Linked DNA regions of Homo sapiens: region 2 is linked to region 1. A link is an interaction called in ENCODE POLR2A ChIA-PET data of the cell type or tissue named here. Cell type or tissue: Caco-2. All regions are shown on one strand. Links, peaks and the distances in the headings refer to the core of each region. The heading gives the core; the rest is flanking DNA.

What was found. Peaks named below come from ENCODE experiments on the same cell type or tissue, not always from the same donor. Only the 100,000 strongest peaks of a DNase experiment are listed, where the experiment ranks them.
Region 2: POLR2A ChIA-PET joins it to region 1 with 16 read pairs; 10 of 35 experiments call an interaction of 5 or more read pairs at or near these places.

The regions. Positions count from the first base shown.
Region 1 is chr22:37,511,467-37,514,373 of GRCh38, forward strand. The region is part of intron 3 of CARD10 (caspase recruitment domain family member 10); the gene reads right to left. Among named protein-coding and RNA genes, the nearest start is that of CARD10, 6.5 kb to the right of the region's middle. RefSeq lists an enhancer at 472-985. In Caco-2, for the core only: no CTCF peak of the experiment used is centred there; DNase peaks (open chromatin) are centred at 865 and 1,245.
Region 2 is chr22:37,591,262-37,594,168 of GRCh38, forward strand. No RefSeq gene overlaps it. Among named protein-coding and RNA genes, the nearest start is that of LGALS2, 13 kb to the left of the region's middle. In Caco-2, for the core only: a CTCF peak has its summit at 1,447 (motif pointing left); a DNase peak (open chromatin) is centred at 1,380.

The sequences.
Region 1 (2,907 bases), core at 194-2,693:
AGGAGGAGGCGGGAGGAGGGCAGAGTGGGAGGAGGAAAGAAGGAAGAAGGAAGAAAGAAGAAAGAAAGAAGGAGAAAAAAAAAAAAAACAGGGTCAGACCCCAGCTCCGTCTCTAGCTCAGTGTGACCCTGGGCAAGTCATGGCCCCTCTCTGTGCCTCAATCATCTCATCTGTACGGGGGGGGTGTGAGGGGAGAGGAGAGGGCAATGGTTTTGAGAGTTGAGGGACTCATCCAGTCCGGGAACCAGATGCTCCCCGCAACAAGCCAACATCTCACCTCAACACACTCTCAGAGACTCAGACTTGGTCTGGTCCACCCTGAAAGGAATTCCTAACAAAGCCTCCACTCCAGAAGATTTGGCTGTTGGTTCATCTCCCTCAAGAGCTCCAGTTCCAGGGTTCAGGTTTCAATTTTGCTACTTCTAGGCTCTGTCATCCTGAGCAAGTCACTTACCTCCTCTGGGCCTCAGTTTCCTCATCAGTAAAATGGGCCCAGTCAATCCCCTGGCCCCATCATTTGCCTCCCAAAGGTGTTGCAAGAATCAAACAAGACAGCAAGTGGGCAGAGGCCTCTAAACTATGAAGGGCTACAGAGCTGCCACAGTGTGACCGTGGCTGTCTTCACAGCTTCAAACAAAATCCCATGCCCCTAACCAATCACCAGTTCGGAGTGTGCAGCCAGAAGTTGGCCTGGTATGGGGGGTGGGCAGCTGTGGTGTGACCACCAAGCTGGGAGCAGACGTGCATGGCCAGTTTGCTGGACTATGAGTGCACTCAGCCAAGCGTGACGCATGTGGGGTCTGAGGTGGCCAGACAGTGACAAGAGTGGCAGCAGGTGGCAGGCCATAAAATGAAGTCATTGTTGGGAAAAGGTCACAATGACTTCTGGTGCTACAGTCAGGCATGCAATATTTGGTGCCCTAGGAGTCCCCTGGCCTCTCTTGGAAAGTGACTTGCTAGTTCCCCAGCCTTGAGAGGTTAGAATGGCAGCCCCCCCTCCACACACACACACACACACACACACACACACACACACACACACACACACACACACGGGTCTGGAGGCTGGGTCAGGCAATTCTACAAATTAACAGTCCACTCCTCCTCCTCCGCAAGAGACTCAGAAAGAAATTCATGACTCCCGCATTCCTTTCCACTCACAAAACATGCTTTGTGAACAGCCAGAGAAAGACAGCTCGTTACAAGGACAACTGTGGTCACACCCTCTCAGCAAACCGCAGCCACACACCAGGGCCTCCTGCCTGACCCCTGGCCAGCCGGCTTCCCTGATGAGCTCAGAGGACAGGACACCTGGGAGTCTCCGACGAGCAACAGGAAATACGGATGCATTTAATCCCGGCGTACAAACTCACTGAGCACAAAATTATAGCGTTCGTTCCTTCAGTTTATGTTGCTTAGAAATAACAGCTCATTAAATTTGCACCTTATAAAACAGGGTATTAAATCCCAGCCGCCACACACCTGCCTATGGGAGGTGGGGATGCAAGCCGCCAAGCCAGGCACGATCAGGTGCTCTGTTCAGATCCATCTGCAACACCTTTGTTAATTTTGGAGCAGAAAAGCTCCAAACATAAATTATAAATTAAGGTAAATTTATAGTAGCTAAGTTTAATTTCACTTCTTTTTTTGTTGTTGTTTTTTGAGACAGAGTCTCGCTGTGTCGCCCAAGCTGGAGTGCAGTGGCTCAATCTTGACTCACTGCAACCTCCACCTCCCGGGTTCAAGCAATTCTCCTGCCTCAGCCTCCCGAGTCCCTGAGACCACAGGTGCATGCCACCACGCCCGGCTAATTTTTTGTATTTTTAGTACAGACGGGGTTTCACCACGTTAGCCGGGATGGTCTCAATCTTCTGACCTCATGATCCACCCGCCTCAGCCTCCCAAAGTGCTGGGATTACAGGCATGAGCCACTGCGCCTGGCCAATTTCACTTCTTAGGTCCCTAAAATAGGAAAAAGCAGCCACTCTGCGTAGAGGCAGATGACCTGCAGACTACAGAGGCACCTCCGACCATCTCTTTTCCATCCCCCTCCCCTGTCCCAGCAGCCCCCAGATGGCCACACACGCAGGACATCTCCCAATCGCATCACACCCAACCCAAAGGTGGGACAAGCCGTGAGGGCTGCAGCCCCTCCCAGTACCCCCAGCCTGCAGCCCTCACGCCGTCCTCTCTAAGCAGTAAATTATTTCTTCTGAGAAAACCCTACAGCAAGCCCCATGTCTGTTTCAGAAAAAAGGGGAAGCCCTCTGGGTAAAGAAAGGGGAGCACTCCTACCTGCCAGCCACCGCCCCTCAGCAGTGCTGAGAGCCAACTCAGAAATCCTTCAATCCGGCTGAACACAGTGGCTCATGCCTGTAATCCAGCACTTTGGGAGGCTGAGGCGGGCAGATCGCCTGAGGTCAGGAGTTTGACACCAGCCTGGCTAACATGGTGAAACCCCATCTCTACTAAAAATACAAAAAAAAAATTAGCCAGGCATGGTGGCACACACCTGTAATCCCAGCTACTCAGGAGGCTGAGGCAGGAGAATCGCTTGAACGTGGGAGGCAGAGGTTGCAGTGAGCAAAGATCTCACCACTGCACTCAAGCCTGGGTAACAAAGCAAGACTCCATCTCAAAAAAAAAAAAAAAAAAATTCCTTCAATCCCAGGACATTGGGAAAGTGCTCTAACCAACTTCTCTGTGCCTCAGTTTCCTCCTCTAGAAATGGGGAAGATAGTGTTGTCCACCCCAGCGTAGGGTGGCTGGAAAATTAAAGGGGTCTGTGCATGGCAAGCACTGAGGATGGTATCTATAAAGCACAAGGCCGTTTTATAATTGTTACATCATCCTTATCTGTGATGAGGATGAGGAAACTGAGGCACAGAAAGGAAAGCCTTCCCCATG
Region 2 (2,907 bases), core at 143-2,642, 80 kb after region 1:
GCTGCGAGCTGTGATTGCACCACCGCACCCTAGCCTGGGCAACAGAGAAAGACCTTGTCTCAAAAAAAAAAAAAAAAAAAGATGAATAGATAAACAAAATGTGGTATATACAAACAGTGGAATTTTTTTTTTTTTTTGAGAGGGAGTCTTGCTCTGTCTTCCAGGCTGGAGTGTAGTGGCATGATCTCGGCTCACTGCCACCTCCGCCTCCCGGATTCAAGCAATTCTCTTCCTCAGCCACCCAAGTGGCTGGGATTACAGACACCCGCCACCATGCCCAGCTAATTTTTGTATTTTTAGTAGAGACGGGGTTTCATCATCTTGGCCAGGCAGGTCTTGAACTCCTGACGTTGTGATCCACCCACATCAGCCTCGCAAAGTGCTGGGATTACAGGCATTGAGAGAAGAGAGACAGATCCTCTCATATTGTGTTATATTGTCTTATACTCAGAAAAGGAAAGAGAAGCAAAACTAAAGGCAGGTAGCCTGGCGCCTAGGAACCAGACCCGAAAGCAAGGAACCAGACCTGAAACCAGGCCTGGGCCTGCCTGACCTAAGCCTGGTAGTTAAAGATCGACCCCTGACCTAACTGGTTATGTTATCTATAGATTCCAGACATTGTATGGAAAGGCATTGTAAAAATCCCTGTCCTGTTCTGTTTCGTTCTGATTATCGATGCATGCAGCCCCCAGTCACATACCCTCTGCTTGCTCAATCCATCACGACTCTCTCATGCGGACCCACTTAGAGTTGTGAGCCCTTAAAAGGGAAACGAATCGCTCACTCAGGGAGCTCGGCTCTTCAGACAGGAGTCTTGCCTGATGCTCCTGGCCGAATAAACCACTGCCTTCTTTAACTCGGTGTCTGAGGAGTTTTGTCTGTGGCTCGTCCTGCTACAGCATGAGCCACCGTGCCCAGCAGACAATGGAATATTATTTAGCTATGAAAAAGGATGAAGTGCTGATACATGCTGCATGCTACAGCATGGATGAAACTTGAAAACATTATGTTCAATGAAAGAAGCCAAACACAAAAGGACAAATATTGTATGATTCTACTCATATGAAATATTTGCAATAGACAATTTATAGAGACAGAAAGTAGATTAGAAGCTATCAGGGGCTGAGGGGATGGGAGAATAGTGGAGTTACTGTTTAATGGGTATAGAGCTTCTGTTTGGGGTGATAAAAAAAGTTTTGGGACTAGATAGTGGTGATGGTTGCACAATGTTATAAATGTAATAAATGCCACAGAATCCTACATTTAAAGATGGTTAAAATTGGCCAGGCGCTCCCCGCCCCGGACGGAGTCTTGCTCTATCACCCGAGCTGGAGTGCAGTGGTGCAATCTCAGCTCACTGCAACTTCCGCCTCCCGGTTCAAGCCATTCTCCTGTCTCAAGAAGGGTGGTTGTCAACGGGGTGGTTTAGATGTTTGAAGAGAGAAAGCATTTACCTCCCCCTGCTGGCCACTAAGAGAACAATATAAATTAGGAAGAAAAACAGCTTTTCAATTGCTAAACCTCTACTTAAAAATATGACAATTAAGACAAGCATGTGATTAAAACACTTCACACAGCTCAAAAGGGCTTTACAGGGAAAAGCAAGTCTCCCTCTTTTCTCAATCCCCACAGCCAATATCTCTCTCATGCTTGTTTCCAGGGATATTCTATGTGCTACGCAGATGAAAACATGCCAGACACTGACTGCGTCTTTTTTTTTTTTTTTTTTTTTTTGGAGATGGAGTCTCTGTCACCCAGGCTGGAGTGCAGTGGTGTGATCTCGGCTCACTGCAACCTCTGCCTCCCGGGTTCAAACAATTCTCCTGCCTCAGCCTCCCAAGTAGCTAGGACTACAGGCGCGTGCCACCACCGCCGGCTAATTTTTTGTATTTTTAGTAGAGACAGGGTTTCGCCATGTTAGCCAGGACGGTCTCAATCTCCTGACCTCATGATCCGCCCACCTCGGCCTCTCAAAGTGCTGGGATTGCAGGTGTGAGCCACCGCGCCTGGCCCTTTTTTTTTTTTTCTCAGACAGGATCTCACTCTGTCACCCAGGCTGGAGAGCAGTGGCAGTGACTCAAACATGGCTCCCTGCAGCCTCAACCCCTTAGGCTCAAATGATCCTCCTGCCTCAGCCCCCCAGGTAGTTGGGACTACAGGTACATGCCACCACATCCGGCTAATTTTTATATTTTTTGTAGAGACATGGTATCGCCATGTTGCCCAGGCTAGTCTTGAACCCCTGGGCTTAAGCGATCCTCCTGCCTTGGCCTCCCAAAGTGCTAGGGTTACAGGCATGAGCCACCATGCCTGGCCTATACTGGCTGTTCTGTACTTTGGTTTTATTCCCTTAACAGCATATCTTGGAAATTGTTCCATCTCAGTGAAACACATTTCTCTTTTTTTTTTTTTGAGCAGAGTCTCGCTCTGTCGCCCAGGCTGGAGTGCAGCGGCGCAATCTTGGCTCACTGCAAGCCCTGCCTCCCGGGTTCACACCATTCTCCTGCCTCAGCCTCCCGAGTAGCTGGGACTACAGGCGCCCGCCACCACGCCCAGCTAATTTTTTGTATTTTTAGTAGAGACGGGGTTTCACCATGTTAGACAGGATGGTCTCAATCTCCTGACCTCATGATCCGCCTGCCTCGGCCTCCCAAAGTGCTGGGATTACAGGCATGAGCCACCGTGCCTGGCCAACACTTTTCTCTTTCTAAAGGCTGGGATGTATTCCACCTTCGACATTTTCAGCCAGTCACCTACTGGTGGACATTTAGGTTGTTTCTAGTCTTTGACTTTTACGAGCAAACCTGCATGATCCTCTGTGAACGTGGCCCTTTGTGCAAGCGTGTCATGATTTCTAGGGGACAACTGAGCGCTGACTTTGTGCATATGCTATCACTTTAACCACAT